2 separate regions of the Homo sapiens genome follow, and region 2 is linked to region 1. The links are chromatin contacts, found by Hi-C in ENCODE. All regions are on one chromosome and are shown on one strand. The core of a region is the stretch at or near the end of the contact, and the rest is flanking DNA. Distances in the headings are between cores, read along the strand shown.

The links. A loop is a pair of places that touch in the nucleus more often than their neighbours do. Pooled maps may share reads with other maps.
Region 2: a pooled map shows a loop between it and region 1 (17-fold over the local background). The contact joins the promoter of LMCD1-AS1 here to the promoter of OXTR in region 1. A Hi-C loop is called at or near these places in 11 of 37 single-sample maps with no recorded cell type and 7 of 50 pooled maps.

The regions. Positions count from the first base shown.
Region 1 is chr3:8,768,363-8,776,326 of GRCh38, reverse strand. OXTR (oxytocin receptor) reads left to right here and starts at 6,714. Exons shown (of 4, transcript NM_000916.4): 1 at 6,714-7,096; 2 at 7,736-7,831. RefSeq lists enhancers at 6,550-6,599, 7,247-7,918.
Region 2 is chr3:8,497,786-8,505,749 of GRCh38, reverse strand. It overlaps LMCD1-AS1 (LMCD1 antisense RNA 1), which reads left to right and starts at 4,092. Exons shown (of 4, transcript NR_033378.1): 1 at 4,092-4,279; 2 at 6,901-7,200. It overlaps LMCD1 (LIM and cysteine rich domains 1), which reads right to left and starts at 3,927. Exons shown (of 6, transcript NM_014583.4): 1 at 3,770-3,927. The coding sequence starts at 3,811. RefSeq lists enhancers at 5,406-6,339, 6,340-7,273.

The DNA of each region.
Region 1 (7,964 bases), core at 5,465-7,964:
TGCCCACAACAGCCTTTTTTTTTTTTTTGAGATGGGATCTTGCTCTGTTGCCCAGGCTGGAGGGCAGTGGCACAGTCTCGGCTCACTGCAACCTCCACCTATTGGGTTTGAGAGATTCTCCTGCCTCAGCCTCCCAAGTAGCTGGGACTACAGGCACGCACCACCACGCCCAGCTAAGTTTTGTATTTTTAGTAGAGATGGGGTTTCACCATGTTGGCCAGGATGGTCTCGATCTCCTGACCTCGTGATCCACCAACCTCAGCCTCCCAAAGTGCTGGGATTACAGGCATGAGCCACCATGCTGGCTCAACAGCCTTTTAATCCATCTCTTTGCAACTGCTTGCCTCCCTCCAATCTGTGCCCCTGCTAGTGCGAATGCATTATCACTCCTTCACTTAAAACCCCTCATGCCTCCCAGCCCTCTTAGAAGAGAGAGCAAAGTCCCTTACACTTCCACCAGATCCGTGTGGCCTGTCCCTGCTCCTCTTGTGCTTTGCTCCAGCCACGCTGACCTCCTTTACCAGCTGTGTGGCCTTGGGCAAATGCCTTCCCCTCTCTGAACCTCGGTTTCCTCATCTGTAAAACAGGCATTGTAATAATCCCAATCATTCTGTTTGTTATGAAGCTAACAACCACTTTTAAATGACTCTCAACTCTTTCAGGCTCTACTTCTCCAAAAGACGTTACATATTCCAAGGATCCTGCGTCTCAACAAACCCTTTCTTCTGCAAAAGAACAGCCTGCTTTTATTCCAAGCTCTGAGATTCCTTATAGGAAGCTGTTTCTCTCCAGTTATGCCATGTTATGCCTTAACCTGGGCCAACAGTGCCTACACACGGAGAATGCAATGGTTGAGGCCAATTCATTAACAGGGATTGTTTAGCCACATCCGTTGTTAATTGACAACATGTCTATGGAATTAGAAGCCTCGTGTTTATCTCTGTCATCGCTTTCTCTCGGGGAGAATGGCACACAGGGATCAACAACATCCTTTCTCACAAAGAGCCCTCCTTCAACTTGATTTTCATAAAAATACCATTCTAGGAAGCAGGGGTCTGAGTCTGGTGACTCATTTGCTAAGGGGTGTTCTTGGGTAATCCATCAGCCATTTTCTCAACACATTTTCATTCATAGGCATGCATGATAGGAAAATGATGGGCAAATATAGAAAGGACTGTGATATATGGGACTAATTCTAGGCACTTATAACTGGATTGGGAAGACTGAGCACATTCATACTGTAAATATAGTTTTTGGTCATGCTAGAGAGGTTCAGAAAATAATGATTTCTCAGTGGGCCAGGGTGGTCAGGAAAGGCCTCCCTGAAAGGTAAAGAGTCAGTATCCCCATCTCACCAGTTAGGGTTCAAAGGAGTTACTTTCCTTGCCTGGCACAGTGACATTCCCCCTACCTTCCAAGATGCAGTTTGTCTGATTAAATTGAAAATATTATGAACTCCATCCAGAAAGACTAATAAGATGGAGGTTGATTGGATCAGACACTATTTTCATGGAGTGGTCCTGGGGTCAGGATTGTCAGCATGGGAATAAAGATTTGATTGTATAGTTCTCTGCTGTTTGTGAAGCACTCTTCATGTGCATTAAGTTTGGTTTATACACACAGCCTCATGTGATCAGCACCTGGGGAAACCAAGTCTCAGAGAAGTTCAGTACCTTAGCCACGCTGACAAAACGTGGTAAAATCCAGATGCTAGCAAGCACTTACTGCTGCAGATTCAGAGCTCTCTCCAATAGGAAAGCACATTTTTCTCTCTTTCTCCACCCTGCATGGAACACAGGAATGAAAACAAAGGCTGGGAAGTCCAAAATCACACAGGCTAGAAGGAATCCGTGCAAGTTCTACCTATAAGCAGTGGCCTCCTGACACAGCATCCTGGCACGGCCTCAGGAACTTCCCAGGTCAGCCCATGTGCCCTGATGTGCCTGCATCCGCACAGAGCTATAAATGTAAGAAGATCAAGTGTGCCAGCAGCAGGCTGATTGCTACAATGTGTTCTCAGCCTTTATGCCTGAGAGCATGTCACTGACCCCCCTCCTGGAGCTAGGAGCCCAAGCAGAGGCTGAGAAGTTATTTGGGGGCAGGCTGGGGAGGCGGTGATGTTAGGGAGGGGGTAGGTTGGATGTGTTTATAGCTCATTTCCACTCTGACAATAGAGCAAAGGCCGCTTGGGCTTGGATCCATGTTGAAATAAATGTGCCAGGGCTGGAAAATTCCCAAGATGCTAAAACTCAGACCCAGTTCCCAGAGGCAGAAGTGGGTACAGGACAGGTCATTCTCTGGGCAGGATACCTTCCCCAGAGGGCCTGGTTCTGCCCATGGAGATGTTTATTTCTTCCCTCCTTTCCCCCTTCCTTTTATCCTTCTGTATTTAACAAATACCTGAAAGGTGCCTATTCTATAGTGACCTAGGCCTTTCGAAGTACAGGTATAGACAATATTGGCCCCACCTTTAAGATGCTTGGATACAAGAAAAAAACAACCCCATTAAAAAGTGGGCAAAGGACGTGAACAGACACTTCTCAAAAGAAGACATTTATGTGGCCAACAAACGTATGAAAGAAAGGTCAACATCACTGATCATTAGAGAAATGCAAATAAAAACCACAATAAGATACCATCTCATGCCAGTCAGAATGGTGATTATTAAGAAGTCAAGAAACAACTGATGCTGTAAAGGATCTGGAGAAATAGGAATGTTTTTACACTATTGGTGGTAATGCAAATTAGTTCAACCATTGTGGAAGATGGAGTGGCAATTCCTCAAAGACCTAGAACCAGAAAGACCATTTTACCCAGCAATCTCATTACTGGGTATATACCCAAAGGAATATAAATCATTCTATTGTAAAGATACCTGCACATGTATGTTCACTGCAGCACTATTCACTATAGCAAAGACATGAAATCAACCCAAATGCCCATCAATGATAGACTGGATAAAGAAAAAAATGTGAGATATATATATATATATCTATATCTATATAATCTATATATAGATATATATAGATTATATAGATATAGATATATATAGATTATATATATATAGATTATATAGATATATATAGATTATATAGATATAGATATATATAGATTATATATATATAGATATATATAGATTATATATATATAGATATATATAGATTATATATATATAGATATATATAGATATATATATATATAGATATATATAGATATATATGCCATGGAATACTATGCAGCCATAAAAAGGAACAAGATCATGTCCTTTGCAGGATGGATGGAGCTGGAAGCCATTAACCTCAGCAAACTAATACAGGAACAGAAAACCAAACACCACATGTTCTGACTTATAAGTGGGAGCTGAATGATGAGAACACAGACACAGGGAGGGGAACAATACACACTGGGGCCTGTCACGGGGGCAGAGGGAGGGAGAGCATCAGGAAAAATAGCTAATATGTGCTAAGCTTAATACCTAGGTGATGGGTTGATAGGTGCAGCAAACCACCATGGCACACATTTACCTATGTAACAAACCTGCACATACTGCACATGAACTCCAGAACTTAAAATAAAAAAAAAAAAAAGATGCCCGGATACTCAGACAGATGAAGACATTTGTAAATCAGGGATTGCTGAATCTCTGTCTGTGATGGTTCATTTTGTGTGTCAGCTTGGCTGGGCCATGGTGCCCAGATATTTGGTCAAATATTATTCGGGATGTTTCTGTGAGGGTATTTTTGGATGAGATTAACATCTGGAACAAAGTAGATCACCCACCATAACGTTGGTGGGCTTATCCAATCAGTTGAAGGTCTATATGGAACAAAAGACTGACCTCCCTGAGCAAGAAGGAATTCCGCAGCAGAGGACCTTTGGACTTGACCTGCAAAATCAGCTCTTCCCTGGGTCTCCAGCCTGTCAGCTCACTCTGAAGATTTTGGACTTGCCAGCCTCCATAACACATGAACCAATTCCTTAAATGAATCTCTTTCTCTACATATATACATCCCAATGGTTCTGTTTCTTTGGAAGACCGAAAGACACCCTGTAATGTCACATCTTTTGTCCATGCCTACAGCATCTCTTGCCTGGATCTCCAAGGCCTTCATAATGCCAGTATCTCCTTTCCCATCTTCCCTGTGGCTACCAGCATTCTCTCACCAAGCACAGATTTGAGTACGTTGTTTTGCTTGCAGTCCTTCCAGGCACCCCACCTTCCCCACCAATGCCTTCTAACCTCAGTCATCTTTACACTAGCACCTTCATGATTTTTGTTATATCAGACTTTCTCTTTGCTGACGTCAAAAGTAAGCAGAACTGAGAACTGAATTTCCTCCCTGTTATTCAGTATCACTCAATATTAAATTCACATTTAACACTATCAGAAAGTATTCCATCCCATATTTTGGGGAATGTTGGGTTACAGAATAAAACCCATTCTCCTTTACATGGCCTTGAAGTTCCTTTAGCATCAATAAGTACAGTTATCTCTTGGTATCCATGGGGGATTGGTTCCGGGAGCCTTCAAGGTACACAAATCCCTGATATAAAATGAAGCAGTATTTGCATATAACACGTGCATATCCTCTCACATACTTTAAGTCATCTCAAGATTACTTGTAACACCTAATGCAATGTCACTCGTCACTGCATTTGTGTGCATTCAGTGTTGTAGGTGGCACATGACAAATTCAATTTTTGCTTTTTGGAACTTTGAGGATTTTTTTTCCTGAATATTTTCAATCCATGATTGTTTGAATCCACTGAACTCACAGATACAGGGATATAGAGGGCCAACTGTATGTATTAAGTGCTGGCAATGTGCTAGGCACCAAGCAATTCATCTTTAGTCCTTCCTCCAAAACGCCAAAGTGATTCCCCTGCACCACTCTCTGAGAAGTATGCCTTTTTTCTTTGCTTCCTGGAGAACTCATTCTGGAGCTCTGAAATCCAGCTACCTCTTTGTAAAACGATCTCCCAAGTATTACCTCAGCCCCCAGCAGTCCTCACTTCTGTAACATCATTTATTGTTGTCACACTGCAAATATTAGGTTGATGCAAAAGTAATTGCAGTTTTTGCCATTATTTTTAATAGCAAAAACCACAATTACTTTTGCACCAATCTAATATGTGTTTTTCTCCCTGGCCGAAGCTCAAAGGTGAAGGAGCATGTCTTATTCATTGTTAGGAGTTTTCAAGGGGACCTCTCTATTTCCTGCCTGGTTTCTGCACACAATGAGAAATAAAACAAAAGACAGGAAATGGGGATCACACTATTACTGTTGTTGTTATTGTTGTTGTTTAGATTAAAACTAAGTTAGAGAATTTACCTTTTGCATGAGACTAAATAGCCCTGTTAGGTGAATCCAGAATTAGGCTGTCTCACGGGCTACGCGAGGACCACACAGGTAGGCAGGCTTCCCTACAAAGGGTAGAAGAGTCTGTCCTTGGTGAAGTGGCTCAGTAAACTTGCTCCCTAGAAAGCAGCTGTCTTCCAGGAGAAAGAAGGGCAGGCTTGGTTCTACAGGCCAGTGTTTTCCTTCTCACATTCACCGGTCAGGGGCTCATAGGGAAAAATCTGCCTTCATCCAGCCGTGGAGTGAGGCAGGGGTGTTTTACCTGCTAGGATTGAACCCTCAGATTGCACAGATTATACAGTTTCAGAAAACCAGAGGGACAGGACCTCAGACATTAGCTATCTTGACCAGTGCTCTCATTTTACATATGAGGAGACTGAGGCCCAAAGAGAAGGGGCTTGCCCAAGGTCACTTCATTCTCACCTGAGTCGTCTGTAACTTTAATCTGTAATTTTCGAGGCCGATAGGTACTATTGACTAATATTGATTAATACTGCCTGCCACCCCTTGGCAATGCTGTCAAGATTCCCAGCCCCATTCTGGAATGATTACTCAGCTAGAACCCTGGGATCCAGGTGCTGTAAGGTTGGCCCCTGGGATATCTCGGCATGGGGCTGTAATTGTGGATTAAGGAAACCCAGTCCTTGGCTAACTCAAGTCTCTCCACATAATAAAAAGACGGAGAAGTGAAATGTCAGGAGGAAATACACATTTAATGCATTTTAAAGAGCCCTGTTTATTTTTGAATCCTGGCCTTTTTTTCTGACTTAATTCTTGGCCACTGTAAATTACTTCAAAAAATGATTTTAGAATAGAGAAGGGGCAGGGAGGCTGAGAAGCTGTCTTTAACATTTTATCTTCCTTTGGCATCATTTAGAATTTTAATTCCGAAGCGCGACAAGGAGGCAGAAACGGCTCTTGGGCGCAGACAAGCAGAATCACTTTAAATGAAGACAGTGTTGTGCTTCAGAATTTCCTCTAAAACTACCGAAAAAATAACGCCTCTCCCAGCACTGCTTAGAATAGAGGCCATTTCTAATTCCTCATTAACGGGAATAGGAACAAAAGTATTCCAAAGCAAAGACTTATTTGAGTTCACTGCTAAAGCCGCTACATCAAGCTGGAGGTGTGGGGGGAGAGAAAAGCCTGAAAATTAACATCATTTTTGGGAAATAATCAGTTTAAATGCTTTTGTAACTTCATCACTATCTACCCGGGGAAGAACATTATTATTCAAGCCTCCTATGTGTCTCGGAGTCAAGAGCTTCTAAACCAAGAAAGGAAGAAACGGGCGGGTTATTGACGAGTTCCCTCCCTCTCGCAGTTTTAAACCACTGCAAAATAAACCCATTTGTTAAGGCTCTGGGACCAACGCTGGGCGAACCAGCTCCGCTCCGGAGGGGTCTGCGCGGCTGGCCTCGCCCGCCCCCTAGCGGACCCGTGCGATAGTGCAGCCTCAGCCCCAGCGCACAGCGCCGCATCCAGACGCTGTCCGCGCGCGCAGCCTGGGAGGCGCTCCTCGCTCGCCTCCTGTACCCATCCAGCGACCAGCCAGGCTGCGGCGAGGGGATTCCAACCGAGGCTCCAGTGAGAGACCTCAGCTTAGCATCACATTAGGTGCAGCCGGCAGGCCATCCCAACTCGGGCCGGGAGCGCACGCGTCACTGGGGCCGTCAGTCGCCGTGCAACTTCCCCGGGGGGAGTCAACTTTAGGTTCGCCTGCGGACTCGGTGCAGGTAGCTGGGTGCTAAGCAGGGGTGGACGGGATGGCTAGGGCCGGTGGAGCCATCGGGACCCGAGTGGAGGTGGTGGGGTGCCTCGCACTCCTTGTTCCTGGAGGAGCTCGGGGTGTTCCGAGAGATTGTAAAGTGACTTCTCGGGATTGAGACTCAGAGTCCTTGATTATCTGGGTCCAAAGCGCAAGTCAGGGGTTCCAGAACTTTCGAGGCTGCCGGGCTGGGGAGGAGCCCCGCGGGAGGTGTCTATGCCAGGGTCTGGGAACAGCGCTTGGGCATCTTGGGCTTTGAGGCAGGGGTTCCCCCAGCAGGGACTGCAGAACCGGGTTTCCACCGAAGCAGGTGCTGTGGAAGTTCAGGGAGTGACGGCCGACCGTCTTAGAAAAGGGGGTTAGACGGGGAAGGACCAGAGCTGGGGTTTCCCAGGCAAGTGGCTATTTGGGGATTTCCGGAGGAAGTACTTGAATTAATGTTTACTAGGAGAGGGGCTGGTTTGGGGGTCCCGCGGCAGGTGGATATGCTGAGGGTCGGAGCCTGGGGCGAGTAGGTAGTTTGGAGATTCCCTCGGGGAGGTGATTTGGTTTTAGATTCCCACTCCCGGAGGAACGTTGCTGATTTTGACCCTCCCTTCTCCCCCAGTGGAAGCCGCTGAACATCCCGAGGAACTGGCACGCTGGGGGCTCTGGGCTTGTGGCCGGTAGAGGATTCCCGCTCATTTGCAGTGGCTCAGAGGAGGTACCTCCAACGGGGATTTCTGGGGTGGCGGCTGAGCAACCCGAGGCCGGCGGTTGTGCCCTGTTGTTTCAGATGAGTTGGGTTCCTGGGAATGGGACAAGCACGCCCTACCCGCGTCGGAAGAGAAACGCGG
Region 2 (7,964 bases), core at 2,843-5,342, 270 kb after region 1:
GATGTAGAGAAGCATGGAGAGAGACATCCAGGTGGACCTGGCAATGGACTTAGAAGTACCATCATTTAATGCCCCTTGGGCATTGTGTTGAGGGGTGAGAATTTCTAATTGGATCCCTCTGGAGCCAGCCCACTGGTGACTGCACAGTCAACTATGAACAGGTTCCTAGCTCTCTTTCTTCTAATCCCTTCTAAATTCCTACAGATGGTTCCTTGACAGTCAAGGGGTCTGTATTCTTGCAGAGCCTAATAGGCTTCAGTACATTTTCTCTGCAACTTCTGATAAGGAGCTTGATCCCTCTGGGCCTCAGTTTCCTTATCTAAAAAGTAAGGCACTCCAAGTCCCCTTCGAGGCCTAACATTATATAACTCCAAAGTGAAATGCTCAATAACTGGCAATCCATGTTCAGAAGGAAAGACTGTTCCATGTAAGCAGATTTTGCACCCGTTGGGTGAGAATGAAGGCAACAGCATTTGGTCATTGTCTTAGCTTGTCAAAGCTGAGCAATGGCTTAGGTTCAGCTGAATGAAAGTTAGGTGCTCTTCAGATGGGGCAGTTATAAATAAAAGTGTCCTCATTCACCAGAAAATTCCTTTCCGCATCCATGCACCCACTGAAATGTACCGCCACCACCAAGGACTGCCATGGCTAACTCTGAGTGCCCATATGCTGAGCCTTTTATGTACATCATCTCACTTAATTATCACAGCCATCTTGGGAGGTAGATGCTGTTACTGTTTCTTCAACTTTCAAATGAGGTGAGGATACTGACTCAAAGTTAATTAGCTTGCCCAAGAGCACACAGCTAGTAAGTGGGGGAGCTGGGACTTAAACCAGATCTGAAGCCAAAGCCTGCACTAATAACTTGCATCCTTAATAAACAAGAACAAATCCATAGTCGAGATTGGTTTCACCCAGAAAAATGGCATTTGGCCTTCAAGGCCCTTTGTTACCAAGAAATGTTGGCGATTTCACCATTCTCAGGGAACTGTCTGTGCTAGGAAACCTTCTCTTTCCTAATAGAAAAAAAAAGATGGTTCAAGAGCAGCCGGTGGAAGCATTTTACTTAGAAAGAAAGAGAGAAGTTAGGGAACTTGTAAGCTCTGCCACGATGTATGTATGTGGCCCCCAGTGAGTCTCTTTCCCCAGCCTGTCTGGGGTTGGTTAGATGACCTTTAAGTCTACTCCAGTTTTTAGATTTTATGTTCTTTGCTGAAGATCTTTTTATGACTTTCCAGTTGGTGGGGATTCCCGCCCCAGCCCCCTCGGGGGTAGGGAAGCGGAAACAGCCTGTATGCCATTTTAAACCATTTCTCATTTTGTAAATAGGCCCCTTGTAGCTCTAAGAGTCTATGAAATTGTTTCAAAATGTCTAAGTGCGATTATGCATCCTGAAGCCAAATGTTATAAACCTCCCCCACATACTGTTGCAGATTTAAAAAATAAATATGCAGTAAAAGCTTTTCAGCGTGTTGCTGATATCACGTAGTACTTAATCACTTCTGTGACATTCAGTTCAGCAAGGGGAGCTTCTCGGCTCTCCTCCCTCCCCTCCACATTTTGAGTTGAAGGCATTGGTTAACCTACAAAATGGTGATCTTCCTCCTGATTGTCGCAGTCCCAAGAGATAAAAAAAATCTGCCCTTTCATCTCTACCCACCACATTCTTTCTCTAAGCCTGTAATTGGATCTAAATGGAAAACAAACCCTTTGCAGGCCAAGGAAGTTGGCACTAGGGGGTGACAAGAAGGAGAACATGTTCCACCTCTAATCAGGATAATCACACTCCCCTATGCAAAGGAAAATAAAAACAAGGCTTCCTCCAAGTGGCAACACAGGACTGTGGTGAGGAGGAGGAGTCTCCATATACCTCATCTCACCTCATACAGTAACTATCAACCAGCTTATATTAAAAATACTCAGAATCATTTCACTTTCCAGAGGACAATGGAACTCTGCCACCTTTAGCCGTGAACTATTCTGTGTCTGAACTTGGGGAGGCAGTTCAGACACACAAATATCAATGCTACAAGTTAAAAAATAATGCATAAAATGAAGCCTATGCAAACAGTGTGGTCTTAGCTGGACAGATATTCTCATGAGTCACCCACAGGTTTTTGAGTCCTGCTGTGTGGCATGGTGTGCTATGTTCAAACAGGGATGAACAAGACAGGTTTGCCCTCAAGGAGTCCAGAAAAATGTATAGAGAAATAAGAGCATTGCATGCATAACTCACTACTAGGTAGCAATTAATAGGTATCTTCTAAGAGTCTAAAATGTTATGGTAATTTCTGTAGGAGGGGAAATGACTTGATTCTGCAAATAGCTTGGCAAATGCAGTGAGGCATGATACATTCCAGACAAATGCCCAGATTCAATGTGACTTGGTACCCACATTTAGAAGGATCCACTGGACTCTGTGACAGGGTCTGGGCAGGTGGTCTACAGAAGAGCACAGCTACAAATTAGACAGTGCATGCTGTGCCTCTGAGTGGCTGTTTGTGTCTTTAGTTTGATTCTCACGTCTTTTGTTTTTCCCCCTCTCATTCTACCCTGCAGGTTAATGGCAGATATTTAAGGAAGACTTTGCCCTTCAAGACTAAACCCTGTGAAATCAGAGTTTAACAATGACTGCTTTGGGAAATTAACTCACAGTGTCAGTATCCCTGCTACCACTGCCATGAGGGAGGTTAGGCCTATCCTCCCCACATCAGAGACAAGGAAACTGAGGCTCAGAAAAGTGACCTGGTGAATCATGTGCAGTTAAAAAGTGGCAGGGACTGAGTCTGGATGCCTAGGGCTTGCCTTACAGTCAGCTGCCTGTTAGAACCAACTCTCTGTGACCCCGGGCCTCAGTTTCCCGATCTGTAAAGCCTAGGTTGTCTCTCTGTTCCCTTCCCGTTCACATGTTCTCTAAGTCTCCAGCCTGTGCCTTCTCCCAGCTGCATTCAGGTAGGCAACAAGTGGTATTGGAGCTATAGGCACAGCCGCAGGCTCCTGTGCAGGAGTTTACCCATGACCTTCTGGGCTCCGGGCCAGCCCTTCTTGTAAGGGAAACGTGCAGACCCTGGGGACAGAAATCAGTTCCCTTATGCTGGAACTGCTGCCACTGCCAACATCACCAACTAAAGAAACTGCGTGCGTGTGTGTGTGTGTGTGTGTGTGTGTGTGTGTGTGTGTATTGGGGGAAACACACAAAACACTGGGATAATAGCAAAAGGGAGACTGTGAGTAAATATTACATGCTCTCAACCCTTACTTCAGCCACCTGAGGACAGGGAGTGAGGAAGCTAGGGGTTTTTCCTTTACAGACCATAAGATTTCATATATATATATTATATATTATATATATTTTATATATAATATATATTATATATATTTTATATAATATATATTATATATTTTATATATAATATATATTATATATAATATATATTTTATATATTATATATAATATATATTATATATATTTTATATATATATTTTATATACATTTTATATATATTGTATATATATGTAAAACCTTAATTAAACTTTAACTAGCATCACCAAAGACATAAGACCCTTTGCAAATATTTTACACAACATTGGGTTTGGGGTGTGTGTGCCTGTTAGCTCAAACATGTATTCCCAACTATTTGTTTTCCATGCAGTTTTGGAATTTAAAGAGTTCCCTTCTCATTACCTTTTGGGAAGTTTCCGCGAACAGATGGGAAGGGGAACAAGAAAAAGTAAGAATCTGGGTAAATACAAACAGCTTTCCACTCACCTTTTTAACTCCTGGGTTGAGGTCCTTAGCCACCTTTGCCATCCTCTTCTGGGGTGGGGGAACAGCGCCTGGCTTCTCAGGCAGAGGCGCGAGGGCGCGCAGCGGGGACAGCGGCGGCTGAATGGCCAAGTTCGCGGGCCTGGGAGGGAGCTCTGTGCGCAGCCAGGCGCAGCTGGGCCGCTTTAATTGGAGAGCGGGACTCCCTCTAAAACCTCGCCAGCCACTCCGCGCCGGCGCTCGCGCGAGGCCAGCCAATCCCAGCGCGAGGCTGTCCCCCTCCCTCAGGGAGGTCTCTGCACTGTGGCAGCGAGCGGAGCTGAGCGCCGGCTGCCCTGACGTCAGCATGGCCGCGGCCCCTGACTACCCAGCTCCCTTCTATCCCTCGAGCGGCAGGAATCCGTCCCCACGCCCTTTTCCTTTAAAGGGCAACGGGCCGAAGGTGGGGCGGGCGGCGCGGCTCCCGCGATCCATTCAGGTCAAAAGGGAGAGTGATCAAACAGGAGAGCCGAGGTATTTTTAGTGAGCTGGATCCAGAAATAAATGCTGAGCTGTGCTCCCCTTCCCACCCTTTCTGCCTGGTCGTAGGGGGCGCGGGGAGGGCTGAGGGAGGAGGTGTTTTGCAGGAGCTGGCTAACGTTTCCCAAACCTGGGCGAGTTCTCCAATATCCAGAGAGGAGAAAAGATTCCAGCGAGTTATGATTTTTTTAAACTTAACGTTCGTAAAGTATTAAACTGCTTTCTTATAACTTGCTTTAACATAAATCCTTCTTATTCCATGAGCAAGAAATCACTGTCCTGATCTTAGAGATGCTCCTGTGGACATACTGTCTTGTTGTATGCTCATATTATCTCAGATATTATTATTATTATGACTGTAAGACGATAGATGAGGAAATAATCAGAATAACTGGTCCACAGCTGAATTACTGAGCAAGGCTTTAACCTGAGAGACTGAGAGTAATAGAGAGAAAGCTCATGGGGGCGTGGCGGGGGGGGGGAGGGAGGCGGCGGGCACAGGATTGTAAACTATAAACTAGGAAGTTAGTAATTTTTAGATAAATGGGGTCATGCAGGCCTGGACAAACAAGATTCCATCTGAGTTCACAAATCCATGGAATGTGGAGTCCTTGCAACGCATAACATAACTACTCTTATAAGACAGAATTGGCCAGGTTCCTCTCTCTATGCCACGTTGTTTGCCTATAAAGCCACATCTCTCTGCTGAGCCGGTTCCACAGACTTGGATTCCAGAGGCATTTCCCCCCTGCCCTGACAGAGGATTAAACACAAGCCCTTTTTATCCTAGAGAGAATACTGCTGTCTCTGTTGTGAGGTGTTCGGCCTGTAACCCGTCTTTGCAGTGCCCCCTGCCAGAAAAACCAGGGTCCCGTGGGCTAAAATAAAACTCGGTTGCACAGAGACTGAAGAGTGGTCCCGAAGTACACCATTCGGGAGGGATTTGGTGAGAAGGGGAGGCTGCAGTTCCCACTGTGGGGCTGTCTCTTGCTGGAGGCTTTTTCCTCTTGAAAGCCTCCTCCAATTTAGTTCTTATCATCATCTCCAGTCATCCCAAATCTCAGCCAGGGATCCTGAATTGTGACTTTTTATTACATATTCCTGGAAAGGGCTTTTTGTGGCTTATCTTTTCCAAGATGAGGGATGACCTATTTCTTTTTTCACAGATTTCTGCTATAATTGATTTTTGCCTTGTTTGCTCCCAGCTATGTCCTCAAACACCTAGCATGTGGTATAGGCACAGTACACATTTGGCAAATGAATAGAGGTTGGGTTCTGGCTTTTATTTTTTTTATTGATACATCATGATTGTACATGTGGTATTTTGATATATGCTTACAATGTGTAATGATCAAATCAGGGTGTTTAGGATTTCCATCACCTTGAACATTTATAATTTCTTTGTACTGGGAACATGTCAAATCACTTTTAGCTTTTCTTTTTTTTTTTTTTTTTTTTTTGAGACAGAGTCTCGCGCTGTTGCCCAGGCTGGAATGCAGTGGCGCGATCTCGGCTCACTGTGACCTCTGCCTCCCAGGTTCAAGTGAGTCTCCCACCTCGGCTTCCCAAGAAGCTGGGACTACAGGCATGAGCCACCATACCTGGCTCATTTTTGTATTTTTAGTAGAGACAGAGTTTCACCATATTGGCCAGGCTGGTCTTGAACTCCTGACCTCAAGTGATCCTCCTACCTTGGCATCCCAAAGTGCTGGAATTACAGGAGTGAGCCACCGCACCTAGCCTCTTTTAGCTATTTTGAAGTATACAATTCACTGTTGTTGACTATAGTCACCCTACTGTGCTGTTGAATGCTAGACTTTTTCTTGCTATCAGACAGTGTTTGTTCGCATTAACCAACCTCTGTTCATCCCCTCACACCCCAGCCCACCATTTCCCAACCTCTGGTAACCTTCTTCTACTCTCTACCTCCATGCAGTAAGCAGGCAAAGTAAGAATAGGGAGAGATGGTGCAATGGCACACCTGGCCTGGTTTGTCCAAACTTCCAAGGTAGGCTGCATGTTAAACCAGTATGTAAATAAACAGTGGCCAACAGAAGCCTGGCCTGGGAGAGGAGGTTTCCACATGAATAGTCCTTTCAGTAGCAAATCCTAGGAACAATAGTGCTAAATCAGGATGTCATGCCAGAAGCCTTTATATTTTAGAGCTGTGGGAACAGAAGCCAGGAATATAACAAAGGCAAGCTTTATCCCTTTCAAACGAGGCAAAAGCCTGCCCAGTGAAGTCATTTCCCACTCCCTTCCCAGCCACCCTCCTTGCCCCATCTTGAAAAATCATTGTTCCATGAAATAATACTAATTTTATTAAGTTAACACTATTTATTAATAGCTCCAACCACAAGAGTCTCTCCCCCTCCTTATTTTTACCCTTGGCTCCAGGTACAATTAAGGAGGCAGATATTGCAGCTGTTTCTCAGAATTTCTCAGAACACGAGTGTCAGGAGCTGTTGCTTGGGGTGGCTCATTCCCTTCTTTCTGGAAAAAGACCTGCTGTAGGCAGAGAGGGGATCCCTGCTATCTGCTAGAAGTTGCTGTCTCCTCAGCTGAGGATTCTGACTTTGACACTTTAAACCTTACACTTGACCCTCTTGTTCCAGGGGACCTATATTCAGAGACTTAACCGGACACCTGGACAGACCATTACAACTTGGGACTTTTCAGGAGAATGAGGGAAATGTAGTTATTGCACCTGAGCCTCACTCCAGCTCTGAGGTCCTCTTCACTTCTCTTTGGAAGAAAATTGGATATCTTTTCCTAGTTGAAAGAGTAGAGATCTGATTTCTCCAAGGATCATCGCTTTTTGACACGGGATTATTAGAAGCATTCATTCATCTATCAAGGAGTTTTGGGATACTTGCCATAAGCCAAGCCCTCTGATAGGTGCTGGAAACATCAAGGTAAATAAAAGAGTTCTTCTCCTTGGAGAACATATTGGTCTAATAACTACTTCTGGGGCTCCCTGGTTGACAGAGCCCTAATCTTACTTGAACTCCAAGACAACTAGTCTCAGAGAAAACAGAAATCCCAAACAGTCCCAGGGCTGTATCAAAGGTCATACAGCTGGCAAGTGGCAGAGCTGAAATTTAAATTCAGAGTTTTTAACTTCAGATTGCACCCTTTCACCTATACTGCACTGCTTCCATAATGATTGCAGATGGTTGATTATAAGCAAAACAGGAAGCACTTGGATTAAGATGCTGCTGTTGTTGTCATCATTATCACTGGGCTTGTCCTAACTGGGATTTTTGACTCTGAGTCTCGTATTCTTTTTACCATTCATGAACAAATTAATTAAAGAAACAAATATTGAATTGGGAAATACTATGGATTAGGCCCTGAGCTGAGGATGCAACAGTGAATAAGACAGGAAATGTCCCTCCCCTCATATAGCTTCTATTCTAATGTGTGTAGGGGAGACAGGCATTAAACAAGTGGATAGATATTTAGATAAGGTAATTAAGGATGGCAGTGAGTGCCTAGGAGGAAATAAATGGAGAAATTCATTGGACACAGTCATTTTAGATTAGGGGGTCCAGGAAGGTCTGGCTGAGCAGGTGGTGTGTGAACTAAGCCCCAGTGAAGGAGAATGAGTCAGCTGTGAGTACAGTCCCCATGGAGAGAACATTCCAGGAGGATGGGGTCATGAGAGCAGAGACCCTGA